Regions from separate parts of the Homo sapiens genome. Here all the other regions are linked to region 3. A link is an interaction called in ENCODE POLR2A ChIA-PET data of the cell type or tissue named here. Cell type or tissue: PC-9. All regions are shown on one strand. Links, peaks and the distances in the headings refer to the core of each region. The heading gives the core; the rest is flanking DNA.

Region 1 (10,601 bases), core at 1,311-6,310, 150 kb before region 3:
CCCACAAGCGATAGGCAGAAGCTGTAGTGGCCTGAGAGCTTTCTCTCTTCTCAGAATCCCCTTACCATTCCATGAATGGGAAGGTGAAAAGATTTCCTTTTTCAACCTGGGACCCCTCTGTGCTTCTTTTGGGTACTAAGGGGTTAACTGAGAAGGAAGACAGGGAATTTGTTTCTCTCCCTAGAAAAGAGAAGTTAGGAAAAGGCCGCAACTTTGATTACCCTCCTCTCCCCCTCCAACTAGGGCACTCACTTCTCTACCCTCATCCTGCCTCTCTCTAGGTCCTGGAATAAATATCTCTTTGGGACTAGTACACAGCCCCTATTGTGTCTACTGAGGGTGGGATGGGGGCAGAGGGTGGGGGCAGTGCCTGGGGCCACAGTCCAGCCCACAATGAGGCGATTCTATCCAGGAGGGGGGCTGCCCCACCCTGTCCCTAGACACCCCGTCCTCAGCAGCACTCCCCTCCACCCTCAAGCCTTGGGCTCAGACAAGTGACCTCAGTAGAGGGGGGAGCTCTGGCAGTGCTGGGGTGAGGGGGGGTCAATGGGAGCTTTGTCTTTAAAGCTGAAAGATAAGGAGCTAGTTGCCTCCCCGCCTTCCTAAACTCAGGGTTTCCTTCTCACTCTCTCCCCCATCCCAACACACTCTAGCAACCTCAGCATCACTTTCCAGCCCTAGAGTATTTTTCAGCAAATACAGAGGAACCTGGAGAGAGATAGTAGCAGATGCCCCATATTGAGCCTCCACACAATTTCATTGTTAGAAGAGGTTCATGAAAAAGCCTTTCACCATGGCAATCCTCACCCACACTAGGGGAGAGCCTAGACTAGAGGTACATGGCATGTCAGCCTTGGGAGTTCACTCTTCTTTGCAAATGTGGTGGACAACGGGCTATGGGAAGTCCTGGACTCTGAAGCCCTACCCCAGTCTCTTTCCTCTGGTTCAGGGAAAGACCATGTGTGGGGTGGGGAGTAGGGGGTAGATACCACCTGTTCCAGCCACCCTTCCCTGAGGCGGTGGTAGCTCAGTGGGAGGCAACAGTGGGAATGGAGGGAGGGAGACTGGTGAGGCCCCAATCCCTCCTATAACATACACCCCTAGTCTGACTTCTTGACCTTGGAGGGCTCCTTATCACTCCCCATGAAGGTTGGCTAGTCCCAGCAAAGAGAGCTAGTTCCAGAGGAGCTGGGAACTCCAGGGTCCTTGGGTTGAAATGAAAGAGACTAGGAAGGTTAGTCATTTCTGGAACAGCCCCACCCCAATCCCCTTCCTGGCAGGATACCCCCTTTCCCAAGTTATAGTGCCAACACTTCTCCCCAGATAAGGGAGGAGCCAAGCTTTCTGCACAGGGAAGTAGTAGTGTGGGCACACACATACACACACAATGTACACACGAACACGTACACATTGGTCCTGCTGGCTCAGGAATCTATAGTTGGGTTTCCTTGCAGGAAGTATTTCAGGTGGCCCCATCTATCCCACGTGCCCATAAGTGTTTGTGCAGACTTTGTGTCTGTGCTTGGAAGGCTACAGTGTTAGAGGTAGCCCAGTTCCCTGCTACCCTGAGGGTAAAGTCCATATTACACAAACAGGGGGCAAAGGGCCTGGGCAGGAAGGGAGCACAAACAACACCTCTGGGGAGGAGCTAGGCAGCTTGGGGAGCAGGGCAGGGGAAGGGAATCATAAAAATCCCTGCTGTACCCAGGAACCGGGAGCATAGGGAGGGGCAGTGTCACAGGCCCTCCTTTGGTAGAGAGCACTAGGGGTGGGATAGAGCCAGAATCTCCAGCCCCTCCTCAACCAGAGGCCTCCCCTCCAACATCCCCCACCCCCATCACAGCCAGGACAAAGGGGCTATAGAAGGACTGAGACAGGGCCGGATGCCCAGAGGCTGCAGGACCCAGATAAAGGGTAAAGAGACCCAACCATGCCTGCCTCCTGCCTCCCCAGGGAGGGTGGCCAGACTCTGGTACTCCTGGGTTTCTGGGTGAAGATTGCAGGAGTCTGGATGGGACAGTTATACAGTCACTCCACTGCTCCCTCCCACGCCAGTCCCCAGACCACCCCCCTCCACCAGCTGGGAGTGTTCACATCTAAAAATCCCAGGATCTAAATTTAGGCCCAGCAACTGTGAGGGAAGCACAGGTGGTTTCTTCCACTCCCACACTGGGGAAGGGGCCCTGGCTGTGCCAAACCCCAAGCTGAGATCTGAGGGGAGGGGAGGAGATCCACAGAACTTCAGTCCTCAGGTGTCCACGGTCCCAGAGACACCCCAAAGGGGTGGGCTCAGATAGCATGGGAGTCGGGGGAGGACTGGAGAAGAGCAATCCGGGGCTCTGTCTAGGGTCCTAGAGACAGTGTCAGACAATAAGCAAAATGGGGGCGGGAGGCACAAGCTGAGCCCAGGAAGGACTCCCCAAGGCAGGAGGCTTAGAAAGTAGCAGAGGTGCCCTCTTGATCCTCAGGTTGGGGAGAGAAAAGACCAGAGGCTGGACATCCTTGCCCTTACAGCTCCTGGCCCAGGGCCTTGTGTATAGTAGATGCTCAATAAATATGAGTTGTGTTGACCTGGGTCTTGACAAAGAGATGTTGCTTAAGCTCTGCTATACTGAGGAAAGGGGGCGCCAGCCTCTGTTGGGCCTCCTGCCTGATGTCACCTGAACTTGGCCCTCTGGTTAATCTCAGACCTCCCCAGGGCAGGCTCACTCACGGAAGAGGAGGTGCCGCTCCTGTTTTTCCAACACCAGAGAACAACAACCCCCTCCAACCTTCTGTAGCTCCGCCCTGTCGGCAAAACAACGAAACTAGGGGTAGCTGAAATCGGCGCGGGTGGGGGGCAGGGGGTTGGCGAGCAAACCGAGACCCTTCCCGCCAAGGCCCCCACCTCCAAGCACCTCCTGTTTACAGAATGAAGTTCCCTGCTCCCCTCCCTGCAGGGCCCCTCAGAAGTGTGAACTACTGTTTCGGCCTCAGCCTCTTCTGGGGAGACCAATTAGAGGGTCGGCGACGCTCTGGAGAAGGGTGGCGTGAGGGTCCCGGAATGCCGCCCTCGGCCGGACCACGCCGATAACCCGAGCCTGACCGCCCCTCTCCCAGGTGGTCCTGGCAAACCGGGGGCAGCACCCACAACCCCGCGCCGCCTGAGACCGTGCCCATACCCTCCGAGGCTGCGCGCACTGGGTTCCGGCTCCCAGGTGCCGAGCCCGCCGGTGCTCTCGCGCCACTTACCTGCCTGAGAGTTGCCCACCTCGGAGCCCCGGGCCAGGCTGAAAAGCAAGCCCAGCACCTGCAGAGCGTCGTTCGCCCTCATGACTCCGCAGAGGGTGAAGGGAGCCCAGCCAAGTCCGGCCCGGGGGCCCCTAGGCTAGGACATCGAGGCAAGAGCCACCTGAACCGCTGGCGAATTGGTGGCTGCTGCGGCGACGGCAGCGGAGGTTGCAAATTGCAATCGGAGCCGGAGCCGGAGTCCGGGGAGGGATGGCAGGGGAGGGGTGTGTGTGTGTGAGAGAGAGAGAGAGAGGGAGGGAGGAACGCAGAGGGAAGGGGGTGAGTCACGGCCGCGCCCCCTCCCGCGCGAGGCTGGAGTAGGGATTGCGGAGCCTCGGACCGCCTGCCCCGAGCGTGCCACGCCCCGCGGTCCCGCAACTTGGCGGAGCAGATCGAGGATGGGGCTCACCCTAATTTTTCTGCAGGAGATAGGCCAAGGGGAGGTCGAGATTCCGAAAGCCCCCAGATCCAGGGAAGGGTAATGAATGAGGGAGTGGAAAGCTCTCCAAAGCCCTGCCCCCTGAAAGTTGGCCTCGCCCATTAACCAAATCACTCAACTCCCCTAGCCGGTTGGTTCACTTGGTGGATTTTCTCTCAGAATGTGAATATTTCTCTCTGTGTGTTTTTGAGGGGGAGGGTGTTTTTTGCCTCACGTCCAGGCCACCTCAGTTTCTCCCAGACTCGAAACCCCATAATTCATCCACCCAGCCCAGGAACCCGAGCCACAGAGACCGCGTGAAATTGCACTGTCTCTGGCCGCTTCCTCCTCCAGACCCGGCGCCGGCCGGGCCTCTCCCGGGGATTTGGATGGGGGGCGGGGGTGGTTTCCAGCCTGGGAACAGACCCCGGAGCCCGCCTTTCCACTTCTACCCCGGGAGGGGCTCCCGCACCTGTCGCCGTCCCCTCTGCTGCCCCCCACGGCCGCCTGGGAGAACAGCTGCCTCCCCTTCCACACTGGAGTCTGGCCGCACCGTCCGGGCGGCCGCAGTTCCCGCCGCTCTTCTGGGGACCCAGATGGGCACACACCAAGGCGCTTACACCCTCCCAGGTGCCTTCCAAGTCCAGGCTCTCGCAGGAAAGGGGATGGGGCAGTGAAGTGGGACGCGGAGAGGACACTAGAGACTGCGTCCACGAATGGCGTGGACCTCTGGAACCTCCCCCACCAGCTGCCCGGACCTGGCCAGAGGCGGTCGGGCTCCCTGCGGGTTGCTGCCCAAAGCCCTGCTAGTCCCGGGACGGATCCGACCGGCGCCGCCTGGTGCCCATCCGTGGCAGTGGAGTCCCAGACGGCCTTGCATTTCAAATCCCTTAAACTGGTATTCGGGATCTCGCCCGGAGAGCCTAGTTGTTTTCTCCAGAACTTCAAGCCTGAAGACTTCGAAAACAGTTGAGCCTTGATAAAGAAAAATTTCACCCCTCACACCTAGCAAAGACTACCGGCTAACATTCCTTAAACATGCTCCCTATTGATATGCAACCTAGAGGGCCTGTTCTCTACTGGAGAATCTCCGCTTTGGGGAGGTTGGCTTTCTCCAGACCATGTGTATAGTAGTCATAATAATAATAGCAACAACAAAACCATTAACATATACAAACATTTCCATATATCATTTCATTTACAAAGTATGTCCTCAAACTTAGTGCCTTAGAGAATGTGTCACTTAACATAAAAATTATATGATTTAGGCAATATAACTCCCCATTTTACAGAACTAGAAGTGTGTGACCTCTCCAAGGTCATCCACCTGGTGACAGTGGTTGAGGTGATCAGGTGATTGGGAGGTGGGGCTCAGACTTTTACCTAGGGTTTCTTTCTCTCTTTTTTTTTCTTTTCTTTTTTTTTTTTTTTGAGACAGAGTTTCGCTCTTGTTGCCCAAGCTGGAATGATCCACCTGCTTCAGCCTGCCAAAGTGCTGGGATATCTTCCATCTTAAAAAACAAAACATTCGGCTGGGCGCGGTGGCTCATGCCTGTAATCCCAGCACTTTGGGAGGCCGAGGCGGGCAGATCACTTGAGGTCAGGAGTTCGAGACCAGCCTAGTCAACATAGTGAAACACCGTCTCTACTAAAAATACAAAAATTAGCTGGGCATGATGGTGGGCACCTGTAATCCCAGCTACTTAGGAGACTGAGGCAGGAGAATCGCTTGAACCCGGGAGGTGGAGGTTGCAGTGAGCTGAGATTGCATCACTGCACTCCAGCTTGGGCGACAGAGTGAGACGCCATCTCAAAACAAAAACAAAACATTGTTTTGTTTGACCTCATGGCCTTCTGGTCTGTTGCTTTTTTTTTTTTGACACGGAATCTTGTTCTGTTTCTGTCACCCAGGCTGGAGTGCAGTGGCCTGATCTCAGCTCACTACTGAGTTCAAGTGATTCTCCTGCCTCAGGCTTCCAAGTAGCTGGGGCTACAAGGCGTGCGCCACCAAGCCCGGCTAATTTTTTGTATTTTTAGTAGAGATGGGGTTTCACTGTGATGGCCAGACTAGTCTCTAATTCCTGACCTCAGGTGATCCACCCACCTCAGCCTCCCAAAGTGCTGGGATTACAGGTGTGAGCCACCACACCTGGCTTTTTTTCCTTTTTTTGAGACAGGATCTCCCTCTGTCACCCAGGCTGGAGTGCAGTGGTGCAATCATGGCTCACAGCAGCCTCAACTTCCCAGGCTCAGGTGATTCTCCCACTTCAGCCTCCCTAGTAACTGAGTCTACAGGTGGGCACCAAAATGTCTGGCTACTTTGTTTATTTGTTTGTTTGTTTTTGAGATGGAGTCTCGCTCTGTCACCCAGGCTGGAGTGCAATGGCGTGATCTCAGCTCACTGCAACCTCTGCCTCCTGGGTTCAAGGCATTCTCCTGAGTTTCGCTTTTGGTGCCCAGGCTGGAGTGCAATGGCTCGATCTTGGCTCACTGCAACCTCTGCCTCTTGGGTTCAAGCTATTCTCCTGCCTCAGCCTCCTGAGTAGTTGAGATTACAGGTGCCTGCCACAACACCTAGCTAATTTTTGTATTTTTAGTAGAGACGGGGTTTCACTGTGTTGACCAAGCTGGTCTTGAACTCCTGACCTTGGGCAATCCACCCACCTCGGCCTCCCAAAGTGCTGGGATTACAGGCATGAGCCACCACACCTGGCCTTACCATCTGGCCTTACCTAGGATTTCTTTATTATTTTTGTATGATATGGAGATGCGGGGGTGGGGGTGGGGGTCTGGCTATGTTGCCCAAGCTGGTCTTGAACTCCTGGCCTCTGCAATCCTTCCACCTCAGTTTACCCAAATTGTTAGGATTTCAGATGTGAACCATGCCTGGCCTTACTTAGGATTTCTTACTGTTCTACTGAGACTGGAGCTTCATGTGTTCAGATTCACACTCCCATCAGACAACAGTGCTGATACTACTTAAGGGTCTCCACTCCTACCTACCCTCCCCCACATTAAAGGGCCTTTCATTTTATTACTCACTCAGCTCCAGCTCAACCTGGTATTCAGGGTCCGAGTTCTGAAGGAGAAAAATCTTCCTTGGTTTCCTTGTTTATACACTGTTGTATCTACTTATAAGACTGTTGATTGGTCCCTCCCCCTCCCCCTCCCCCTCCCCCTCTCCCTCTCCCCACGGTCTCCCTCTCTTTCCACGGTCTCCCTCTCATGCGGAGCCGAAGCTGGACTGTACTGCTGCCATCTCGGCTCACTGCAACCTCCCTGCCTGATTCTCCTGCCTCAGCCTGCCGAGTGCCTGCGATTGCAGGCACGCGCCGCCACGCCTGACTGGTTTTGGTGGAGACGGGGTTTCGCTGTGTTGGCCGGGCCGGTCTCCAGCCCCTAACCGCGAGTGATCCGCCAGCCTCGGCCTCCCGAGGTGCCGGGATTGCAGACGGAGTCTCGTTCACTCAGTGCTCAATGGTGCCCAGGCTGGAGTGCAGTGGCGTGATCTCGGCTCACTACAACCTACACCTCCCAGCCGCCTGCCTTGGCCTCCCAAAGTGCTGAGATTGCAGCCTCTGCCCGGCCGCCACCCCGTCTGGGAAGTGAGGAGTGTCTCTGCCTGGCCGCCCATCGTCTGGGATGTGAGGAGCCCCTCTGCCTGGCTGCCCAGTCTGGAAAGTGAGGAGCGTCTCCGCCCTGCCGCCATCCCATCTAGGAAGTGAGGAGCGCCTCTTCCCGGCCGCCATCACATCTAGGAAGTGAGGAGCGTCTCTGCCCGGCCGCCCATTGTCTGAGATGTGGGGAGCGCCTCTGCCCCGCCGCCCCATCTGGGATATGAGGAGCGCCTCTGCCCGGCAGCGACCCCGTCTGGGAGGTGAAGAGCGTCTCTGCTCGGCCGCCCCGTCTGAGAAGTGAGGAGACCCTCTGCCTGGCAACCACCCCGTCTGAGAAGTGAGGAGCCCCTCCGTCCGGCAGCTGCCCCGTCTGAGAAGTGAGGAGCCTCTCCGCCCGGCAGCCACCCCATCTGGGAAGTGAGGAGAGTCTCCGCCCGGCAGCCACCCCATCCGGGAGGGAGATGGGGGGGTCAGCCCCTCGCCCGATCAGCCGCCCCGTCCAGGAGGGAGGTGGGGGGGTCAGCCCCCCGCCCGGCCAGCCGCCCCGTCGGGGAGGGAGGTTGGGGGGTCAGCCCCCCGCCCGGCCAGCCGCCCCGTCCGGGAGGGAGGTGGGGGGGTCAGCCCCCCGCCCGGCCAGCCGCCCCGTCTGGGAGGTGAGGGGCACCTCTGCCCGGCCACCACCCCGTCTGGGAGGTGTACCCAACAGCTCATTGAGAACGGGCCAGGATGACAATGGCGGCTTTGTGGAATAGAAAGGCGGGAAAGGTGGGGAAAAGATTGAGAAATCGGATGGTTGCCGTGTCTGTGTAGAAAGAAGTAGACATGGGAGACTTTTCATTTTGTTCTGCACTAAGAAAAATTCTTCTGCCTTGGGATCCTGTTGATCTGTGACCTTACCCCCAACCCTGTGCTCTCTGAAACATGTGCTGTGTCCACTCAGGGTTAAATGGATTAAGGGCGGTGCAAGATGTGCTTTGTTAAACAGATGCTTGAAGGCAGCATGCTCATTAAGAGTCATCACCACTCCCCAATCTCAAGTAATCAGGGACACAAACACTGCGGAAGGCCGCAGGGTCCTCTGCCTAGGAAAACCAGAGACCTTTGTTCACTTGTTTATCTGCTGACCTTCCCTCCACTATTGTCCCATGACCCTGCCAAATCCCCCTCTGTGAGAAACACCCAAGAATTATCAATAAAAAAATAAATTAAAAAAAAAAAAACCTTAAAAAAAAAAAGACTGTTGATTGGATTTTTTTTTTTCTGAGACGGAGTTTCGCTCTTGTTGCCCAGACTGGAGTGCAATGGGGTGATCTTGGCTCACTGCAACCTCCACCTCTTGGGTTCAAGTGATTCTCCTGCCTCAGCCTCCCGAGTAGCTGGGATTACTGGCGCCTGCCACCACGCCTGGCTAATTTTTGTATTTTTAGTAGAGATGGGGTTTCACCATTTTGGCCAGATTGGTCTTGAACCCCTGACCTCAGGTGATCCACTCGCCTCAGCCTCCCAAAGTGCTGGGATTACAGGCGTGAGCCACTGCATCTGGCTGACTGTTGTTTGGATTCAATGAGAAAAGTCAGGTGGAGCTCTGAATTACTGTGCTCAACCTTTAAGAAGCATTCAATGAACGCTAGCTGTATCTATTGCTATTTTCCCAACCCCAACCCTTCCCTCTCAGCTAGATCCCAAGATGCGATGGATTCTTCAACACTTAGGGACACGTCATGCTAAGCATCCCGGATATACACAGTAGATAAAGCTGCCAAGTAACTGGCCACCTCTGTTGGGTGCTGTCCTGACTGAATAAATGAAAGAAGGGAGGCTTTATTTATGAACAATCTCTGCAGTTTTCCAGCATCCCTTTATCTTTCCTTACTCTTAGCTGATGACTTTGGCTATTATTTTACTGTGAAAATAAAAGTAAAAGAAATCATCCTGGGCCAGGTGCAGTGGCTCATGCCTGTAATCCCAGCACTTTGGGAGGCCAAGGTGGGCAGATCACTAGTCTCAGTAGAACAGTAAGAAATCCTAGGTAAGGCCAGGCATGGTGGTTCATGCCTGAAATCCAAACAATTTGGGCAAACTGAGGTGGGAGGATTGCAGAGGCCAGGAGTTCAAGACCAGCTTAGCCAACATAGCCAGACTCCCCATCTCTACATCATACAAAAATAATAAAGAAATCCTAGGTAAGGCCAGGCCTGGTGGCTCACGCCTGTAATCCCAGCACTTTGGGAGGCCGAGGCGGGCAGATCATTCGAGGTCAGGAGTTTGCAACCAGCCTGACTAATGCGGTGAAACCCTGTCTCTACCAAAAATACAAAAACATTAACCAGACATTGTGGTGCATGCCTGTAGTCCCAGCTACTCATGAGGCTGAGGCAGGAGAATAGCTTGAACCTGGGAGGCGGAGGTTGCAGTGAGCTGAGATCGCATCACTGTACTCCAGCTTGGGCGACAGAGTGAGACTCTGTCTCAAAAAACAAACAAACAAACAAATATAAAGCCTATGGCACGTGCCTGACACATCAAAGGTACTCAATAAAGTTAACTATTACTATTTGTATATTGTGTTTCTTTTTTCTTGTTTACAAGAAGATTTAGAAGAGGTATTTGTATATTCTGAATCTATATTGGCAAGTACATTTGCAGTGGTTATATTTTCTTGCTTTCTTGTTTATTCTACCATTATGTAACACTTTCTCTTTTGTCCCGAACTTTTTCCCTTGAATTTTGTCACATATTAAAATCTCATCTTAGGCTGGGCGCGGTGGCTCATGCCTCTAATCACAGGACTTTGGGAGGCTGAGGCAGGCGGATCGCAAGGTCAGGAGTTCAAGACCAGCATGGCCAACATAATGAAGCCCTGTCCTTACTAAAAATACAAAAAACCAGCCAGGCATTGTGGCAGGTGCCTGTAATCCCAGCTACTTGGGAGGCTGAGGCAGGAGAATCACTTGAACTTGGGAGGCGGAGGTTACAGTAAGTGGAGATCGTGCCACTGCACTCCAGCCTGGGCGACTGTGCGAGATTCCGTCTAAAAAAAAACAAAAACAAACAAACAAACAAACAAAAAACTCACCTCACTTTTGAGTTATTTTTGCCTGGTAAAACAAAGCTTTGCCACACTCTAGTTTCCATGGAAGCCAATTCTAAGGTGGAAACTAGAGTGTGGGAAGCTTGTGAGTGAGTGCACTTGGGATCAATACTTGCAGGAAAAGAAAGGAAGAAGCAGGACTGGACAGAAGGAGAAGTTGGGCTGCAGAGTAGACACCCCACCAGCAGCCAGGCATGGTGGTGGG
Region 2 (10,601 bases), core at 2,211-7,210, 160 kb after region 3:
CCGGTCAATTTTTCAATTTTTTTGTGGAGACAGGGTCTCACTGTGTTACCCAAGCTGGTCTCAAACTCTTGGGCTCAAGTGATCCTCCCGCCTTGGTCTCGCAAACTGCTGGGATTGCAGGGTTGGGCCACCATGCCTGGCCTGTTCTATTTCATTATTGCTATTAATCTTTTATTGTGTCTAATTTATAAATTAAAATTACAGGTAAAATCATAGTATATATAGGGTTTGGTACTATTCGTGGCTTCAGGGGGTTTTGGAATGTATCCCCCTTGTATAAGAGGGACTACTGTACTATGGATTTAGAAGTTGGTCATCAGTCTTCTCAGAGGGTCTGTAATTAGGATTTCTTAGTTTAAGTATGGCTGTATAAACCTTTTCCAAAGGAAGAATGATGGGGCCATGCATAGGATATTACCAACATGGAACTTTATAAACCTAAGGAACCATAAGCTATGGTGAAGAGTTTGGTAGAATATCTTTAAAGGAAGTAGTGGTAGAAGAATTAGTTTCCAGAGTAAGTTGGAAAAGTAGCCTGCTTAGTAAGTTTGGGTTCTATTCAAATATACTCAAGCAGCAGTGCCTAGGCTTAGTGTAAAATTTAATTCTCCATTTCTCTTTCTCATACAGCCATGGGACCAAGAAAAACGCAGATAGTAGACATCTAAGTGGAAAAAACAAAACTCAACGTAGGCTCCCTCAGCCATTGATACCTCACTGATCAAGAGCTTTTGGGGGAATTTCCCCCCTCCTTCATCCTAGGTTATCAGTTTTCCCCAAAATCCTTCTTCCATTTGAATAACTATGTTCTTTTCAACTTAGATTAACCAACAAGGAAAGAAGATAACTCTATGGTAGATAGAGATAGCAGTTGAGAGAGTGGTTATCTTAGAAGATAAATTTCAGGAAAAGCTAAAACTCAACCTCACATAGTCTTCAGGATTTCTTAGATAACATTCTTGGAGTTTTTTGTTTGTTTAGTTTTTTGTGTTTTGTGTTTTGTTTTGTTTTGTTTTGTTTTGTTTTGCTTTGCTTTTTGAGACAGTCTCGCCCTGTCGCCCAGGCTGGAGTGCAATGGCACGATCTTGGCTCACTGCAACCTCTGCCTCTCAGGTTCAAGTGATTCTCCTGCCTCAGCCTCCTGAATAGCTTGGATTACAAGTGTGCGCCACCATGCCCGGCTAATTTTTTGTATCTTTAGTAGAGACAGAGTTTCACCATGTTGGCCAAGCTGATCTTAAACTCCTGATCTTGTGATCCGCCAGCCTCAGCCTCCCAAAGTGCTGGGATTACAGGCGTGAGCTACCACACCTGGCCTCTTGGAGCATTTTTAAGACTAAACAAATATTTAACCACTCCTTTACATTCCCTTTTCATTCATAATACTTTGAAAATAAATATTGGGCCTTTTCAAGGAGAGATACAACGTGTAATCCTATATCTGTTTTCTTCTTTTCTGTCTCCTCCCCTTTAAGATAAAAAAAAGACACTACTTTTCTCCACCCTCCCAATGGAACAAACTTTGAGGGAGTGGTAAAAGGAGCTGTTTAAAGGGGAAACAGGTCAGCACAGTGGCTCACACTTGTAATCTCAGCACTTTGAGAGGCCGAGGCAGGCAGATCACCTCAGGTCAGGAGTTTGAGACCAGCCTGGCCAACATGGTGAAACCCCATCTTTACTAAAAATACAAAAATTAGCTGAGTGTGTTGGCTCACACCTGTAGTCCCAACTACTCGGGAGGCTGAATCACGAGAATTGCTTGAACCGTGGAGGTGGAGGTCTCAGTAAGCTGAGATCATGCCACTGCACTCCAGCCTGGGCAACAGAGAGAGACTTGCTCTCAAAAATAATAATAATTAAAAAAAAGAGGAAACAATGGGGGAAACTCTCTGACCTCAGTTTATTCCATCATCTGGTTCTTCATTTGTCCCTGCGGAGGAACAGAACTTGTCTTTTGTCTGTAACACAAATACATCATCTCCCTCCCTTCCCAGTTTCCCCCACACCCACACTTCTTACTTTTATTATGGTTCCAATCAATGATGTCAATTATGTGTGCCATTCAACTGCTGTTGAACAACTTGGCTATAGGAATTTGGAAGAGCAAAGAGGCAGAATGGAATTTTTCTCTCTCCTAACTAGGGCGCTAGACAATGTATTCTAAATTCAACCAGAGAAGTAGGAGACAGGTGTTTCTTTGCTCAACTTCTCTTTCTACTGTCCCACTATTCCCTAATCCTCCAACACATACTTTTTACGTAGCCAGTGTATGAGGAAAAAATTGGACAAGAGACGTTAGACATATAAGTTGAACATTTTAAGAGGAAAGGTTTGGCTGGGTGTGGTGGCTCACACCTGTAATACCAGCACTTAGGGAGGCCGAGGCAGGTGGATCATGAGGTCAGGAGATCGAGAACATCCTGGCTAACATGATGAAACCCTGTCTCTACTAAAAATACAAAAAATTAGCAGCGCATGGTGGCATGTGCCCGTAGTCCCAGCTACTCGGGAGGCTGAGGCAGGAGAATCGCTTGAACCCGGGAGGCAGAGGTTGCAGTGAGCCTAGATGGTGCCACTGCACTCCAGCCTGGGCGACAGAGCGAGACTCCATCTCAAAAAAAAAAATAAAAAAAAAAGGAAAAGTTTTTAAAATTTAGAGAAACAAGGTGAAATTTTTGATGCTATGTCAACATTCATGGCTGGTGCCTTGCCCTATATTTACTGTAAACTAGGTATTTGGGAAAGTTATGTTAGATGTTTAGACTTCCCTAAAGGTGCATGGCTGAGATCATTAAGCTCTTGTACCTTTTAATTTTATGTATTTCTCTCTGATTTCATTCATTGAATTTGCACCTGAAGAACTTCAGGTAAAGAAATTTGTAGTAAGAAAAAACTCTTTTCTATTTTCCCTGGTCAATACCCCCTCCATAATGTCTTTGCATTCCTTCGTCTAACGTGTCAGAACTGATGACTTTGATAAAAAACAAGTTTTATGCCTCTCTTTGGCCCCCTGCTCGTCTTTGCCACAAGAGTAAACACAGCCTGAAAGGGAGAAGAGTGCTGGATTCTGTTAAGTCTGTTTTACTTTTCAATATTCAGTTTGTTTTTGCCAGACAAACTGGTTCAGTTGTTTTTGCCAGCCTGGTTCTTGAGATGGGCTTATTGTCTGGGTAAGAGTTTTTTCTTTTTTCTTTTGAAAGTACCACTCTTAGTACATAAGGTAAATAATTTTAAAAATTACATTATATCCAGTTGTATATCTAATTTTAGGGTGATAGATAGTTGGCCTGGCCTTTCTAAGTGAAGCAATATCTATCCACACTCCCAGATACTCTCCCCAGCTGTGGTGAAATGTGAGCTCTCTGAATCCAAGTATACTCAGCCCTCTGTATCCATGGGTTCCACATCTGTGGATCAAAAGCATTTGGGGGGAAAAATACAACAATAAAAAATAATACAAATGAAGCAGTATTGTATAACAGCTATTTATACATAAGTACTCTAGAGATGATTTAAAGTATGTAGGCGGATGAGCATAGTTTATATGCAAATACTATGCTATTTTTTTGTTTTGTTTTGTTTTTAAAGATGTGGTCTCACTTATAGAGTGCCGTGTCCCAGATCATGGCTCACTGCAGCCTCCACCTCCTAGGCTCAAGTAATCCCACCTCATCCCCAACAAGTAGCTGGGACCACAGGCATGCACCACCACACCCGGCTAATTTTAGTTTGCAGAGACAGGGTCTCCCTATTTTGCCCAGGCTGGTATCAAACTCCTGGGCTCAAGGAGTCCTCTTGCCTCTCAAAGTGCTTGGATTGCAGACGGAAGCCACTGCACCTAGCCTTATGTCATTTTATATAAGGGACTTGAGCACCCACAGATTTTGGTATCTGCGGGTGGAGGCAGGGGTGGTCCTTGAACCATTACTTCTTGGATACTGAGGGACAACTGTATATCCTTCAGAGTCTGTATGGGAGGAAATAAAGTGGTGTTGGGGAAGGAATTTTTTGGTATATGTGTATGTGATTAATTTTTTTGATAGGAAATTTTGGTTAAAGGCTCCTCATGTGAGAGCAATGGCAGAATGGGAATGTTTAGAATGTATGTTAATACTTGAGAGGCTTATATATGTGGGTTCAGTTAAAATAAGATTGAACAATTATGGGATAGTTCATTTTCTTATATACTCACCAAAATAGCAGAGTTGCTCTTCATGACTGATAGCTGAAGAAGGTCAGATCCCATAGTATTTTGGAGATGGAGGTGGGGATGAGGCAGGACATCAAATTGGAGATGTTTTAAGGGGAATACTTGTTGGTGATGTTTGTAAATTAGCAAAGACCCCATTTTTAATATAATATGAAGTCCCTTGTTAAGATCTAGAAAATTTTAACTCCTTTCTTCCTCTCCCCTTCCTTTGCTACTCTTTTTTTCATAGTTTTTTTTTTTTGTTTTTGTTTTTTGTTTTTTTTTTTTTGAGACAGAGCGCGATCCCAGCTCACTGCAAATCTCTGCCTCCTGGGTTCAAACAATTCTCCTGCCTCAGCCTCCTGAGTAGCTGGGACTGCAAGTATGCACCACCATGCCCGGCTAATTTTTGTATCTTTGGTAGAGGCCGGGTTTCACCCATGTTGGCCAGGCTGGTCTCGAACTCCTGACTTTGGGTGATCCACCCACCTCAGCCTCCTAAAGTGCTGGGGATTACAGGCGTGAGCCACCATGCTTGTCCATCTTTTTTTCATGTTCTTTTTTTTTTTTTTTTTTAATTTTAACCTTTTAACTCCCAGAGCATATTCTTAGGAAAGAAATAGAAATGTGTGGCTGGGCGTGGTGGCTCGCACCTGTAATCCCAGTGCTTTGGGAGGCTGAGGCAGGCGGATCACGAGGTCAGGAGATGGAGACCATCCTGGCTAACACGGTGAAACCCCATCTCTACTAAAAATACAAAAAAATTAGTCGGGTGTGGTGGCACACACTTGTAATCCCAGCTATTTGGGAGGCTGAGGCAGGAGAATGGCTTAAACCTGGGAGGTGGAGGTTGCAGTGAGCCAAGATTGCGCCACTGTGCTCCAGTCTGGGCGACAGAGCGAGACTCCATCTGCCAAAAAAAAAAAAAAAAAAACAAATAGAAATGTGTTTTCAGGGTGTTGTATATTTGGAGTTTGTAACAAATATTAAATCTGGAAATCCCTGGCAGGGGAGATGCGTAACTGAGAAGGAGATTATATTTGAAATACTTGAGCTGGACTTCATTTTATTTTATTTATTTATTTTGAGGGTGCTTTTGCTCTTGTCACCCAAGCTGGAACCTCCCACTGCAACCTCCACTTCCTGGGTTTAATCAATTTTCCTGCCTCAACCTCCCGAGTAGCTGGGATTACAGGTGCATGCCGCCACACCTGGCTAATTTTTGTTTTTTTTTTTTTGTTTGTTTTTTTTTTTTTTTCAGTAGAGACGGGGTTTCACCGTGTCGGCTAGGCTGGTCTTGAACTCTTGACCTCAAAGTGATCCACCCACGTAGGCCTCCCAAAGTCCTGGGATTACAGGCATGAGCCACCGTGCCTAGCCCGTTGATCTTGACATTAGAAAGTAATTATTGGTAGGGAGTTTATTGGGGTATAGAGGAGTCAGTTACAGAATTTGCATATCGTACCCATGCTTAGGTATGAGGTGGTTGAAAAGAAGGAGCAGTTAGAAATGAACAAATGTGGTACAGTGGCTCGTGCCTGTAATCCCAACACTTTGGGAGGCCAGAGTGGGAGGATCACTTGAGCCCAGGAATTGAGACCAGCCTGTGCAGCATAGTGAGACCTTGTCTCTACAAGAAAATAAACAATTAGCTGGGTGGGGTGGCATGCCTGAAGTCCCAGCTACTTGGGAGGCTGAGGTGGGAGGATTGCTTGAGCCAAGGAGGTCCAGGCTGCAGCGAGCTATGGTTGTGCCACTGCACTCCAGCCTGGGTGACAGAGCGAGAGACTCTGTCTCAAAAAGAAAAAAGGGCCAGGTGCATTGGCTCATGCCTGTAATCCTAGCATTTTGGGAGGCCAAGGCGGGTGGATCACTTGAGGTCAGGAGTTCGGGACCAGCCTGGCCAACATGGTGAAACCCCGTCTCTACTAAAAATACAAAAATTAGCTGGTGTGGTGGGCACCTGTATTCCCAGCTACTCAGGAGGCTGAGGCAGGAGAATCACTTGAACCTGGGAGGTGGAGGGTTGCAGTGAGCAGAGATCGCACCATTGCACTCCAGCCTGGGCGACAAGAGCAAAACTCTGTCTCAAAAAAGAAGAAGAAGAAATCCCATTTTCCTTTTCCCCCACTTTATTGATATTACTCCTTTTCCTTTGTGTCAGTTCTGTAGGAAAAAATGCCTTTGTGTGCTGCAACCTAGTTGCCTCCCTCTTTTCCCCACATAACTGCAGTGTGCCCTGATCTTGTTTTGGCACGTTCTTTCTGTATTGAACTATGATGAAAGATTCTCTCTGCTTTTCTATTTGAATTGTAGGAGAGCAATAAGACAGGTGTGCTACCTAGAGTCCTCTGTGATTTCTTCACATCTCTCTTTTTACCCCTCACATCTCTGCAGCTGAAATAGTTTTTGTAGGAAGCATAAACTTTGGAATACCCTTAGCATTTATAGGAGATAATTGGAGCAGGATGGGAGTCTTACTTGGACTTGATGAGAAATTTTAAAAAGTTGTTTGGTCTATATTTTTTCAAAGCTACTTGAAATTGGCCCCAAATAATGGTTGCATGTAAGGGTTACAGGGGACCCTTTAAAAAATACAGCTCTGTAGGCCTTCCCTTTTGAGATACAGATTAATTAGGTTGGGTTGTGGCCTGAAATCTGCATTTTTAAATACTTTAGATGAAAATAATCTGTTTTCCTAGTGCTCACTCTAAATTTCTGAATGGTCAGGTAACTGTCCTCCCTTCTCTGTATGTTTTGGCTAAGACAGCATTCACGTCTCCTGAAAAGTTTCAGCTTCCCAGGCTGGGCATGGTGGCTCACGCCTGTAATCCCAGCACTTTGGGAGGCCGAGGCGGGCAGATCACCTGAGATTGGAAGTTAGAGACCAGCCTGGCCAACATGGAGAAACCCTGTCTCTACTGAAAAATACAAAATTAGCCGGGCGTGGTGTTGCGTGCCTGTAATCCCAGCTACTCGGGAGGCTGAGGCAGGAGAATCACTTGAACCCGGGAGGTGAAGGTTGTGGTGAGCTGAGATCATGCCATTGCACTCCATCCTGGGCAGAAAGAGCAAAACTCTGTCTCAAAAAAAAAAAAAAAAAAAGTTTCAGCTTCCCTCTACTGACTTCTTGACATTTCTGCCAGGCTCTGCATCACTTATCCTCAAAAGCAGCAGCTCCTTGGCTTTTAAAGGAGGGAGATGGGGACTTTTAATAGAAACTTGATTTCTGGGGGTGTCAAGTGTGACACCTTCATTTCCTCTGCCTGCCTTGCTTTGTCCTACAATCAGCTAGAGCAAGACCGAAACGACCTCCTCTGGGGTTGAAGAGGAGTGGGGGTTGGGGAAAGAGCTTGATTTGGACAAGAGAAAGAAAAAGTGGTAGAACCTAGTGAGTGAGTGGTTCTGAGCTGACTGTGTTCTTGGGCTTCAAATCCTGTGAAGATAAGAGGAGATGCAATTCCTGGTGTTCTCTAATTGTCGTGTAACTTTAAAGTTCCTAGCACCCTACCAGCCCTAGAAAGTTGATACTGATCTCACACTTGAAAGAGATTATTGAGAGTAGGTTAAGGTGGTTATATTGGGGAGGTGTGTTATGTGTATATGTGTGGATAGTGTTGGAGTGTCTCTACCATATTATTTGCTAAGGCGGTGTACTTGCTGCTAGTCTGGTCTCTCACCTTCATCTACTTAAGCTCTGTGCATTGATTTTTGGGACCACCCTATGTTCTGTCGTCTGGTTGGCATAAAGGCTCGGGAATAAACAGTTTCAGAAACTGGGGCAGGGGAGGTGACAGCTGTGTTTTTAAGCATCCAAGTGTTTCTGAGAGAATAACCATCAGTTGCTGTCATTCATCCTGAGAGTATGAAATTGGAAGCTCGCTTACCCTGGAGTGTTTCATAACCTTTACCTCTGGGAAGTCAAGGCCGTGTCATCATTAATCTACCATCGCCTGAAAGCCCCCAGGCTCTGCTTTTCATCCTGCCATCAGTCACGTGGCACTGAGATTCAGGCTCCCTCTTTTCCTTTTTGCCATGCTACCTTACATTCCTTTGGAAATCAGACTGGCCTGAGAACTATTAACATCTTAGTATGGTAACTCATTTACAAAGGGGGGCAGTTATTTGTTATTTTTGTGAAATATGACATCTTAGCTCTCTGTCAGCCTCTCTTCCATCACTCTAGGGAAAAGACTTTTGAGGGGGAAAATAATAGCAGTACCTGAGCTCCCCTGAAATGCTTCTTTCTGCTTCTAAGGATTTTTCTGACTGGACTCTTTAGATTGGAATTTCTGCTTCTCACACATGGTATAAGGAGGGATGATAAGTGAGTGAGCTTGTTACACTTGACCAGGAACAGTGCCTGGCTTGGTTAATTCTTTTGGTCGCAGAGAATAACGATGTTTCTTATTTGAATCCAGTGAAAGTACTCATGCTTTGTGTTCTTGGGAATTACTGAGTTCAAATTCCTAATGATGCTTGGGTTACACTTTGCTTTGTTTCTCCTAGTTTCTTTTTATATGATCCGGAGTGGCACTGGTAATAAGATTGAAGAAGGTGGGCCGGGCACAGTGGCTCACACCTGCAATCCCAGCACTTTGGGAGGCCGGGGCAGGCGGATCACCTGAGGTCAGGAGTTCGAGACCAGCCTGGCTAACATGGTGAAACCCCGTTTCTACTAAAAATACAAACAAACAAACAAACAAACAAAAAACAGCCAGGCGTGGTGGCATGCGCCTGTAATCCCAGCTACTTGGGAGGCTGAGGCAGGAGAATCACTTGAACCCGGGAAGGAGAGGTTGCAGTGAGCCGAGATCACATCATTGCACACTCCAGCTTGGGCAACAAGAGCGAAACTCTGTTAAAAAAAAAAAAAAAAAAGATTGAAGAAGGTGAATGCTTTCAACACACAACCCATGGGATGCTAATTACATCAAATTGGACCCCTTTTGGCAGAGTAAACAGCCATGGCACACAAGCAAGGAGCAGTATTCTTTACTGTATTTAGGATAAAATTAGTAAGTTTTGAAAAATGTTCTCATGACTTTATATCTTGAAGACACAGGTTGGGTTTAGAAAATAAAGTTAGAACTCCATTTTGGGTAGACATAGTAATGGTACTCTGCTGTAAAAAGGGAACAGACACTTTAGAAAATATCTGTGGTATTCAGCTGCCAATTGTTGCATCTGATCTTCCTTTTGCAACTTACTTCCTGGCTACAGTATATATGCCATGGAAATCATTGCTAAGAACCCTTAATTTAAAATTTCTAGTTATAGGCTGGGCGTGGTGGCTCATGCCTGTAATCACAGCACTTTGGGAGACTGAGGCAGGCGGATCATGAGGTCAGGAGATCGAGACCATCCTGGCTAACACGGTGTAAACCCGTCTCTACTAAAAATACGGAAAAAAAAAAAAAAAACCTAGCTGGGCGTGGTGGTGGGCGCCTGTAAGTCCCAGCTACTCGGGAGACTGAGGCAGGAGAATGGCCTGAACCCAGGAGGCGGAGCTTGCAGTGAGCTGAGATCACGCCACTGCACTCCAGCCTGGGCGACAGAGCGAGACTCCATCTCAAAAAAAAAAAAAAAATTCTAGTTATAACCTGATGACTCTTTCCTCTCTCTTTTTTCTTCTGAGGACATTGAGTATTTTAAAATAAATTCCATTATGTTTATAGAGGAGTACGTTCTTAAGGGACCAGCAGCAACCCTGTAACTAACTACACTTCATCTTGCTTTCTAAATTCCTATCTCTGTTTCTGTGTGTTTGCTTTTCATCTCTGGATTTCATGTTTCTCTCTCACTTCAATACCTCTGGCCTCTCTCTTCTAATAGAAACACAGATACTCCTCTCCTTACAATGGGGGCTATGTCCTGATAAAAACCCGTCTTAAGTCAAAAGTGCATTTAATACACCTAACCTTCTGAACATCATAGCTTAGCTAGTTGACCTTAAAAATCCCAGAACACTTATATTAGTCTGCAGTTGGGCAAAATCATCTAACACAAAGCCTATTTTGTAATAAAGTGTTGATTATCTCATGTAACTTATTGAATACCGAAAGTGAACAGAGTGGTTGTATGGATACGTCAAGTATAGTTTCTACTGAGCATGCATCGTTCGCCGTTGTAAAGTTGAAAAATCTTAAGGCAAAGCATCATAAGTTGGAGACCATTTGTATGTTCAAAATCACTTGCTAAAGGTAGGCCACACATTTGGCTCCAAACTTTATGGCAGCCAGTAGAAAGGGAAAGCACAGTTGCACTGTTTATGGTGATTCACAAGATTCAGAAGGTAAAAAGCTAGCAAGTTGCCCAAGAAAAGCATAACTCTTTTGGATCTGGGGGCTAGAAAGCAAATTTCCGTTATGAGTCCTCATAATGTAGTTATGTAAAGAACAGTAGTATACAC
Region 3 (10,601 bases), core at 3,080-8,079:
CAGCTCAGTCCCTGTTTGCCAAGACCAATGCTTGACTCGCACAGATTGCAGTAGACTGGTCTGGGGAACCTCTTGGGCCTCCACATGTGCTGTCCGTCGTCCTTCAGAGTCTAGGAAGGCACAGTAGATGCTAGGGAGTGTCAAAGCCCTTACAGGGCCAATCCGGGCAAGCATAACCCAAGGCTGTCTTACTCATCCCCCAAAGTCTCTCCTACTCACCATCTCCAGACCCAGCAGCACTAGCAGTGGCACGGTGGTGGCCCCAGCCCGGACCCACTCAGCTTGAGAGACAGAGCCACTGCCATCATAGTCAATCTCTTTCATCATCTCCTGAAGAATCTGAGCACAGAGTGGAAAGGGACTTTCAGTATGAGTGGGTCTTCAGACCCAACACCTCTCCACTGCCTCTTAGGATATCCAGCCCAGCCATCCTAGCCAAGGGAACCAGGTTGCCTGTCAGAGATGAAGTAAGGCAGATGCAGGACTCACCAGGGAAGAAGGTACAAGAAGGGACATGAAGGAAGAGCTGCCTTACCGGCCTCAGCTCAGACACATCCCAATCCAGGTATTCAGCCACTCGCATCATCTGTAGGATAATTTTGTCCACTTCCTGGAGCAAAAAGGGCAAGAGCCACAGCCATATCCCCTTTACTACCACCATCCAAACTCTTTTCCAGAAATCAGTGTTCCTGGGTTCCACCCCAGATTCACACCTCTCATTCTCAGGTATGTCTGCCAAGTAAATAAATGTGTTTGTATGTTTGTAAGGCAGACCCAATTCATGTATCCAGCATTCTCTTTGAGGGGTCAAGAGCTTGGGACTTACTTTCAAATTTAGTCCTAGAGGACTCAACCTCTCCCCCCATCCTCTTCTGTTTCTTAAGACCCTGGAAGAGTTGGGGCAGGAGGGTGCAGACAAATTAACACATATTCCCTTGCCCAGCATACAGGGTCCCCAACTCACTGAGCTGTCCAGGATCCCATTTCTGTCCGTGTCGTACAGCTTGAAGGTGACTGTGGGGTGTTTTAGGGGGGCCAGGGTCAGTTTGTGAGAGATACCCAAAGAATTCATACCAGAATATGGGGGAAACAAAGAGACAGGGAGAGAGCTTTTGGGTGAGAAGCCTAGAGCCTGGGATGGGACTGAGAGAGAGACAAAAAGGAAAGGAAAACAGGCATGGACTCTACCCTCAGTGAATGTGTCAGGGGAGACAATACATAATCCATATCCCAAGGACATCCTAGGCCGCCTACATGGGAATGCACAAGACATGGGTACTGGGGTGACTATGGTGAAGGGTATTAGGTATAAATAGTCTGGGAGAACACAGGAAATGGGCTCATTCTCTGGCCCCACCTTTGTCTAGACCTGTCAGCCTTTAGGAATCCTGAAGGAATAAGGGAAAGGAGGATGGGAAACACCTCTCTCTCCCTTCACTGCCCTGCCACCTCACTTCAGAAGGGCAACTCACATTCTAACTTGTCTTCTGGCCGACCACCCTCCAGAAGGGAAAAGTAGCAGGAAACATCATTGAGACACACCACATCTGGTTACAAAAAAGCAGATCAGAAGTCAGGGCTCCCTCCACTTTGGCTCATGTTTTATCCTTTGTTTGTCCCACCTCTCCCTTTTTTTAAAAAAAAGATTTACTGATTTTTTTGAGAGACAGGGTCTTGCTCTGTCACTGAGGCTGGAGTGCAGTGGCATGATTACTGCTCACTGCACCTTGAACTCCTGGCCTCAAGCAATCCTCCCACCTCAGCTTCCCAAAGTGCTGGGACTACAGGTGTGAGCCACTGCCCTCGACTTACCTTTCCCCTTTACCTTTCCTCCCTTTAGCTCCTAGACCAGCCTGACTATTCTCCACCAATTTCCCCCAACCTGCACAACGTGTGACTCAAGTTAATTCTCAACCCCAAATCCATACTAGTTTGATTTTTCTGCCAGAGGCTTAGCCCAGTCCTACCTGCTTGACCATACCTTTTGTCACATTTGTCTCATTTAAGCAGTGACCAGTCTCAAAGGATTGAAACAGTGCCAGGCTTAGGTGTCTGGGAACATTATCCACTTCGAGATAGATTTTCAGGAATTGCTGGAATCCCTCGTACCCAATGGCCTATAATGAGAGTGAGCATTATCCTGGGGAGTCTGCAAGGTCAGAGCTGGGGCTGAAGAATTGGGAGTAGCGGGGACAGGGATAATAAATGCAGAGCTGAGAAGCATCTGAGGCAGGAGTATGGTTTCTTTGATTAAGTCCTGAGTTAATAGAATCCCTTGTTTTATCCTAAAGCAATAGTCAGAGTGACAATGGACACTAGGGTATCTCTAGAGGGGATAGTGAGGGGCAGGCCCAGAATAATTCCTGGAAGTTGGGGATCAAAAACAAAGATGGGAAGAGTTGATCAAGAAGAAGATTTCCCAGCTGCCACTCACATCTCCTTGGACATATTTAGCCATCTCGCCATCCTCGAAGAGCTTTAGGACATCACTGACCTTTTTGGTGGAGTCTAGGGTGTAGAGAGAGTAAGAGAACAGCATTATTAGTCCAGCTGAGTTCTCTTGCCAGAGAAATCCAGCAGGAAAAAAGATTCAAATGAGATGAAGAAATTCCAAGAAGAAACACAGAAATACAGAGGGAAAAATATTTCAGATCCTCCAAAACAGTACCACTCTTTACTCCTCTTCTCTGAGAGCTGGAGCAAGCAGTCCAGGTATAGCGAAGGTGGGTAGAGAGCCGAGACCTTGCACAATGCAGCCCAGTTAGACTGTGGTAGATCCGGATCTTTTTCTGACATCTCCCCATCTCCCACTCCTCCCATTTCCAGTCATGGGCACATCTGAGCAGCACACTGCTCAAAGCCACTGAGGAAGCTGGGGGGCAGGGGGTGTAATGAGGAGGAGGAGGGATTCTCTGGGGCAGGGTCTCCAGAACTGAAGGCCTGACAGGAAGACTCACATTCCATGTATTTTTGCAGCTGGGCAAAATCACTGGGGCTTATTAGGCCCCTCTCCTTGGCCATCTGTCTATTTTTCTCAAGGATGGCCAGAAAGGCAGCTTCGTAGTAGTACTTCCGTTGCTTGGACCTCTTCAGAGGGTAGGCCTGGGGAAAGGTGACAGAGCGTACAGTGGGAAGAGCCAGCTGTCTGGGTGTCTTTTCTTCTGTCTGTTCCATTCTGTCTCTACTCCCACTATTATTTTTTGTTCTTTCCTTCTCTCCTAGTCCCTCCCTAAACATCTTCCTTTCCCTGTGTCCCTCTTCCCTATGCCTCTACCTTCCCTGACAGTGTCTGTCCTCTGTCTCTGTTTCTCTGACTCATCTCTGTCTCTCCATTTCTGGATCCTTCTCCCTCTCCCCCAACCTATCTTGATTCATCTGACCACCCTCACCTTCCCACCCGCACCCGGCTTTCTCAGTCTATATATGTTTCTGTGGGTGTGTCCCTTGTCTGTTTCTGCGCTTTCTTCCACCATCGTCAATCTCTGCAGACTCTCCCCATCCTGAGCTCTCTCCCATCTCGGGTCTTCGGCAGTTCCGGCAGTTCCGGCCCTCTGAGTGACTCTTACTGCGTTAGCGCGTCTTCCTGGCCATGACCCCATTTTGTTCCGCCTCTGGCCAGGGACCCCAGCTCCGCTCAGCCACCCACTCCCCGAGCCACCCACGCCACGCAACGACCTCTAGCGCTTCTGACGCGCGACACAGAACCAGCTCTGGCAAGGTCCCTAGCCCCGGCCCCGCCTGGACTGCGTTCCGCGGAGCTCCACTAGGGAAGGGTGGGGAACTAGGCGCGGGGTAGGGAAGAGGCAGGGGAAGAGACTCTGGGTACCCACAGAGTCTCTTCCTCAGAAGAGGGTTCTGGGATACTGACATCCTAGAGAAAGGACTCTACCCATCTGGCACTTTTCAATGACTATAATCCAACTTCTGCTGCCAACAGATCTAGTGTTTCCCAGTCCTGGGACGATGGAGCCGAGTGCTAGTGTCTCGGCTCCTGGGAACTTCCTTCCACTCCGCTAGGTCAGCAGTGCTTAGGGAGCCCCAGGTTTTGGCTACTGGATCCAGGGACCAAGGTGCAGTGGGCGACTTTCCTTGATTCAGTAATGATAATAACATATCTTACGTTAATATAATACAGCACGGTTTTGGAACAGAACTAGATCAGTCATATCTGGGTCCCATTCTTAGCTCTGATACCACTGTGTGACTTGGGGAAGTTATATCTGCAAAATGGGGAGAATGAGAACCATTTTTCACAGTTGTGTGGCTTACGTAAAACAATATATGAAAAGTCACTCATACAATGCCTGACATTTAGGAGGCCTACAAGAAATGCTAGTTATTATTGTACTAACAATTAGAATCAAATCATCAGACATAGGAAATTATTGGCATAACCATTCTACAGATGAAGAAACTGGAGCTCAGAGAAGCTTGGATTTCCTAAGGCAGTTGATAGATGGAAAATCCAAGGCTCCAGCCCAAGGCCATGTGGTAGTGCCTCTGTTTGTCCCTCTGCCCTCCTCTTGTTCCACTCTCTCCTCACACCCCGCCATCTGGTCTCACTGTGCTCCTTTCTGTTCCTCAGGCATGCCAAGCTCTCCCCTGCTCAAAGCAATGAGTCTTACTGTTCTGTCTGCCTGGGATACCCTTCCCAGTATGTAGTGGGTGCTGAATATTGGTTGTACACATGATTGTGTAAAGCTGGGGATTCATAATTTGGGGCTATTAATCCAAATATGGTTACATGGGAATAGGATGCCAGAGTGTCCACCTGACAGTCAGAGGAAAGGAGATAATTTGTAGTACATAGAGTAGGTGCTAAATAAATATTTGTTAAATAAATGAATGATGCTGAAAAGCACTTATTGACTACCCCATCAAACACCCTGATCTCCACCCACTCATTTAGGGCTTGTTGGGTAAGGGAAGCAGTTTGGGTGTTCAAGAACAGCCTAGCCCTTTTCCTTTCTGATGATGCAAGAACTTTCTCTGCAGCCTCTTCCCTTGGGACATCTCTGCTGCCTACTTTTATGCAGCACACCATTCCTATTCCAGCAGCTCTCTGGGAACACTCAGAAGAGGGTTCTGGGATACTGACATCCTAGAGAAAGGACTCTACCCATCTGGCACTTTTCAATGACCATAGTCCAACTTCTGCTGCCAACAGACCTAATGAATACTAATAGTCTTATGGCTAATGGGGCCTCTATAGCTTAATTAGCCTCTCTGATTACCCCTGGGGATTCTAAGATGACTCCAAAGTTCTAGGAAATGGAATCTGAGGGAGAAAGTGACAAGGAGGGAGCAAACAAGTTACAATGCAAAGGAGAGAGGACAGGCTTCTTCTCTGCCTCTCTTTTTACAATGATCTAACTCTTTCTTGCTCCTTCCTAGCTCCCCAGGTCTTAAACCTGGAGAAGTAGTATACAGTAGAAGTTAAGAGAATGGACTTGCAAATTGGACAGGCAAGGATCAGAATCCTAGCTCTTTAAAAGGTCATTTCATCTCCCTGAGCCTCAGTTTTCTCATCAGTAAAGTGGGCACCTACAGAAATCAGTCGCAATGTGGGCATTAAATAAGATGATATATGCAATGTACTTAGCAAACAGCATGGCACAGAATAAGAACTCAATGAACATCAGCTATTATCATTATTACACAAGGGTAGTACCTAGAGAAACATTTCTGGAGATTAGGAAAAATGATGTCTTTGAACCAGGAAGGCATAAATTTCAGGGACTGCTAGCATCAGTGAAGCCCAGTTGTACGTCTTACCCCTTGTTATTAATATATCTGTCAGGTGCAAACATGTAGTATCAGGATTCTGAACTTTGCCTCTGGGAGGATGACGAGGTGGCTAGAGCTAGACTCTCAGGGTTCAAGGACACCCCTGGGCTGGAATCTTGGAAACGAGTGCTCCTGGGATCTTTTCAGTGGTTTTCTTGACTTCTCTGACTGAAAGTTTAGCTATCCCTGGAGCTGAAGGGCAGCAAACTGTGGGATCCTGGGGACTTGAAGACCTAGAACAAGTCCATTTTTTTTCCTCCAGGTCCATCCCAACCCTGAGGCTATAACCTGGGCTAGTCTAGGCGAAGGCCAGGGCTGGGAGGGTGGGGTCTGCTGCCAGCCTGCCAGCTATTTGTGACTCACCCTTCCCTTCCCTCCTCTGGTTTCCCTGCCCGCCCCTACCCAATTGGGGCGAGAAAGGAAGAAGTTGACTTGGAGGCAGAGAATCTTAGAACATCCACAGAGCTGGGAGTCACCAACCCTCGTATTTTACAGAGGAGGAAATTGAGGCATAGAGAGAGAATTACTCTCTTAAGGGCACAGTCAGACTCTAGACACCCATCCTTAGTACATTCCACTAAATCTTAGAGCTCATGGCTCTCTGGATCTAATTTTAAACATCAAATACTAAAATTTTAACCAAGAGATAAATATTGTTTCCAAAGCCTGTGTTAGTATTTAAAGTTTCCTTTTTTCACTTAAGCGTTCATTGCTCACATTCCAAGTCCTTTAAGTCGACCATTACTCAGGAAATAGCTATGTCTCCAGAATATTGAGGCTGCCCCAGAGGGGCAGGAGCCCCGAATTTGAGGGCCCAGGCCTGATTACCTGGACTTCTGAATTCCTTAATCACATCATAGACTGTATCCTCCTCCTCTCCCTGACCGTTGCTGCTAGTAGGTAGCCCTCAAGAGGGAATCATTTGCTTGAAGCCTCAAAACTTATTAAGCCTCCACAAACACTGAAGACTGCAGTGCTACACCTGGCTGAGGGGGTTGTGTGTGTGTGTGTGTGTGTGTGTGTGTGTGCGTGTGTGTGTGTGTGTAGAGGGTGTCATTGCGTAGTATAGGAGGAAGTTACGATACTGGCATGGTTGGGGGATGTGGGCTTGTCTGTGCTGAGGCTGAAGAGATGCCCAGTAATATTTGCCATTCTTCCTCAGGAAGGCTCATTTCTCCTATCAAGGTGAAAAGTGAGATTCAGACTCAGGTATTTTCAGAAACTTCCCAGTGACAGGTGGGGAGAGGATGGGGTGGGAAGTTGGGGACCTGGAGGCCAAACAAGAACCCTTCTCCACCCGTGCGGCACTGTGGAGGTTCCGAAGAGGACTTCCCTCCGAGTCGGGTCCCAGGAACCGGGCTTCACCATCCCTCCGAATGAGCGGGAGGGATGGAGGGGAAGGTCTGGGAAACGTTACCCACCGGGTTCGGGCCCAGCCCTCCCGCTGCACCCCCGCGTCCCAGCGCAGACCCTTCTCGATACCCGCTCCAGCTGTCACGCTTCCTCCTTCCCGACCCAGCAGCACGAACGCAGCCCGTGGGTCCTCGGCTTCCCTACCCCTGTCCTTTTCCGATGGGGGAGGGTGGGGCGCTGGGGGGCTCGCGGGGTCTCTACCTTGCTTGAGAGGGCTCGCGGTCGCAGCTGAAGCGCCGGCGCTGGAGCTGGAGCCCGAGCTGGGCTGGAGGGGACGGGCCAGGCAGACGCGGCCGCAGCGGGGCCGCCCCGTTCCTGACGACATAGCTGCCCGCCCCCCACCCCAGCCTGCCCGCCGCGCCCGCGCCCGGCGCCCCCGACTCTGGGAACTTCGAAGTTGGAGAGGCCCGTTTCTAGGTTTCCAGTTCACCATAACCTGCTCCACCCTCCCTCGAATATGTCCGGGGCTTTGGACACATTTTCTCCATTTGCTGCGCTCCTCATCTTCTTCCCGCGCCGGCGGCAGCTCTGCTTCTATTTTCCCTTCTTTCTAATCACTCACAGCCTCTCCCTTCATCCCAAACCTGGGAGACCAAGATACCGGGCGGGCCGCTAACAGAACAGCTCGGCAGTTGGGCACCCAACCAACGTCTCATTCTCTCCTGATTGCTGCCATCCTGAACTTCCCTAACCAACTCCCTTCCATCCACCACTGACTTCACACTCAGGAGATCCCACGGGGGCAAGCCCAGAGTCCCAAACTCCACAACCTGACCAAACACCTCCCTCCCGCCCCGGGCTCTACCCTGCTTGAGACAATCTCCCCACCTTCTTCACGTTCCTCTTTCCTTTTAGACCTATTTTCCCCAGTCTAAGGACACCTCCTGTCAAGACTCATGTTCTCTCCTTAATTCTAGGGTGGAGTTTTGCACTTTGGTCTATGTCCACCCTTTCTCCACGCCCTCATCCTCCCACTTTACCTGCTGGTCTTGGCAGGTGGCACAGAAGGCCCTGGCCAAAAGTAGGGAGTGAAAGGTCCTTTCAGCTTCCCCTGCCTGGAGTCTCTTCTAGAGTCATTAAGGCTCTTGGGGTCGCATGGATGGTGGTGAAGGTGGTACAGCAAGGGAGAGAGATGGAGGCCTAGGGACTCACTGGCAGGAACTGGAGACCCAGGCATCCTGCTCACTGGCCCCGCCCCAACCCCTGTCTAACTCCCTCCTACCCTTCATTGAAAATGGGGCAGAGTAACAAAGCCTTAGGTTCCTGGAATCGTCCTTCTTACACCTGGGGGTGGGAAGAAGGGGGAGGGGAGACCTCTGACTAGAAGGGTATATGCATGTGTGGGTATTGTGTATGCATACATACACACACATAATATATACATACTTTTGGTGGGGGTTGGAAAGGGAATGAATACATGAGGCCCTCTAGTGGAAACAGGGATATCTAAGCAGTTCTTGATTGTTTCAAGACAGGCTTGTTGGAACAGACTCCTCCACATTTGCCAGAAATATAGCTGCTGAGTAATAGGGTTTGGGAGTATTGTTGTATCCAAACTGGAGATTTCGGGCATAGGTTGAAGAGGGGTCTGTCTCTCTGCTCCTGTGCCCCTCCAAGTCTCACCCTCTCACCCCCAATCATAAAAAGACAAGGGCCAAAGGCCGGGCGCGGTGGCTCACACCTGTAATCCCAGCACTTTGGCAGGCTGAGGCAGGCGGATCACGAGATCAGGAGATTGAGACCATCCTGGCTAACACGGTGAAAACCTGTCTCTACTAAAAATACAAAAAATTAGCCGGGCGTGGTGGCACATGCCTGTAGTCCCAGTTACTCGCGAGGCTGAGGCAGGAGAATCGCTTGAACCTGGGAGGCAGAGGTTGCAGTGAGCCGAGATCATGCCACTGCACTCCAGCCTGGGTGACACGAGCAAAACTCTGTCTAAAAAAAAAAAAAAAAAAAAAAAAAAACAAGGCCCTTGACACTCCCCATCCTGTCTTTACAGTATTTTCTTCACTGTTAGCAAAGCTTCATCTCTCCTTCCTCTATGACCTCCTTAGTCATAGTAAACAAACTCTTCTGAAGGCCTTTTATACACTAAGTCCTGTACTTAGTTCTGCAATACAAGCAAAAACATAGTCCAGTTTAGGGACTATATCAATGAGTGGTGCAATGTGTGTAAAGCCTCTCTGCTCTGAGCTACTTTAAACAAACATACAATGTAAGAATAGGTCCCCTAACACCTCTGCCTATCAGTTTTCTGTCCCTGGATCTTTCATTTAGAAATCTTGGAACGATATTAATCTCTAAGGCACTCAGCTTTCCTTGCAAAGAATGCTCAAAGTAATGCCACCCTATGTATTACCTGTGTTTCTCACTCTATCGTCTTTAGATATGTCCCTAAATAAAGTTGAAGACACTCCTTTTAAGATAGTTTTTGGTACTTCAAAGTGGGGTGTAATGTTATCTCTCGAATAAGGAATAAGGTGGAATCAGTCTTACTCTAGACTTCTTTGTGTCTTCTTTAGGATCTGTGCTCCATCATACCCCAAGTCAGTTACTGGGGGGTGTGGGTGGGGGAAGAAAAGCCAAGAAACATCTAAGAAGGAGGCGTTTAATGCCTACGGTTCCAGGTGCTCATTTCTTTAATCAACCACATCATAAAAATCAGAAAGAAAGAAACCGCAATGAACAAAGGGAAAGGAAAAAACAACAGCCTGTTCTCCCCGGCCTTTTTTGCCCTGTTCCTCCTCAGGGTGGGGGGCCACATCCGGGGCCCCGGGTTGGGTCCCAGGCAGGTCTACTAAGCAGACAATTGAGTTTCACTTCCTGTCAACCCTAGTGCTGAGGCAGGATGTCTGGGGGTGGGAAGGGGGCCTAGGGTTGGTAGTGAACAGGGGCGACTTTAGGTTTCCCTCCTGCACAAAGGTCTATTGAGCAGCCTCTGAAAGCTGCAGAGACCACTCCTGAGGTAGTTCAGTCAAGACCAACGTATCCCATTAGTTCTTAGAGGCTTCATCCCACACTCTCACGTCTAATCATAACAAGGTTAAGGACAAGATGTTAGACCCTGCAGGGCTGAAGTACAATCGGTGAAAAGAGAGCAAGGGTTTAAGACCACAGTGTCACAACACTTGCAATAACAGTGTATCGTATGCAAATACTTTTTATTTATTTATTTTGAGACTGAGTCTTGCTCTATAATACAAGCTGGAGTGCAGTGGCACGATCTTGGCTCACTGCAACCTCCACCTCCCAGGTTCATTCCTCAGCCTCCCGAGTAGCTGGGATTACAGGCACTCGCCACCACACCCGGCTAATTTTTGTATTTTTAGTAGAGATGGGATTTCACCATGTTGGCCATGGCTGGTCTCGAACTCCTGACCTCAAGTGATCTGCCCACC

The links. ChIA-PET counts read pairs that join two places held together with the same protein. Peaks named below come from ENCODE experiments on the same cell type or tissue, not always from the same donor. Only the 100,000 strongest peaks of a DNase experiment are listed, where the experiment ranks them.
Region 1: POLR2A ChIA-PET joins it to region 3 with 13 read pairs; 2 of 35 experiments call an interaction of 5 or more read pairs at or near these places.
Region 2: POLR2A ChIA-PET joins it to region 3 with 23 read pairs; 8 of 35 experiments call an interaction of 5 or more read pairs at or near these places.

Annotation. Positions count from the first base shown.
Region 1 is chr12:56,073,013-56,083,613 of GRCh38, reverse strand. It overlaps ERBB3 (erb-b2 receptor tyrosine kinase 3), which reads right to left and starts at 3,449. Exons shown (of 28, transcript NM_001982.4): 1 at 3,232-3,449. The coding sequence starts at 3,313. RefSeq lists enhancers at 2,802-3,792, 5,617-5,666. In PC-9, for the core only: CTCF peaks have their summits at 4,207 and 4,413; DNase peaks (open chromatin) are centred at 2,683, 3,523, 3,823, 4,523 and 1 weaker place; H3K4me3 peaks cover 3,678 bases; H3K27ac peaks cover 3,605 bases.
Region 2 is chr12:55,769,406-55,780,006 of GRCh38, reverse strand. All of the region lies in intron 9 of SARNP (SAP domain containing ribonucleoprotein), which reads left to right. Among named protein-coding and RNA genes, the nearest start is that of GDF11, 32 kb to the right of the region's middle. In PC-9, for the core only: no CTCF peak of the experiment used is centred there; no DNase peak of the experiment used is centred there.
Region 3 is chr12:55,928,924-55,939,524 of GRCh38, reverse strand. DGKA (diacylglycerol kinase alpha) reads right to left here and starts at 8,363. Exons shown (of 24, transcript NM_001345.5): 1 at 8,181-8,363; 2 at 2,958-3,102; 3 at 2,435-2,508; 4 at 1,982-2,117; 5 at 1,473-1,547; 6 at 965-1,014; 7 at 536-610; 8 at 220-339; 9 at 1-110. The coding sequence starts at 3,021. In PC-9, for the core only: no CTCF peak of the experiment used is centred there; a DNase peak (open chromatin) is centred at 6,104; H3K4me3 peaks cover 2,555 bases; H3K27ac peaks cover 2,122 bases.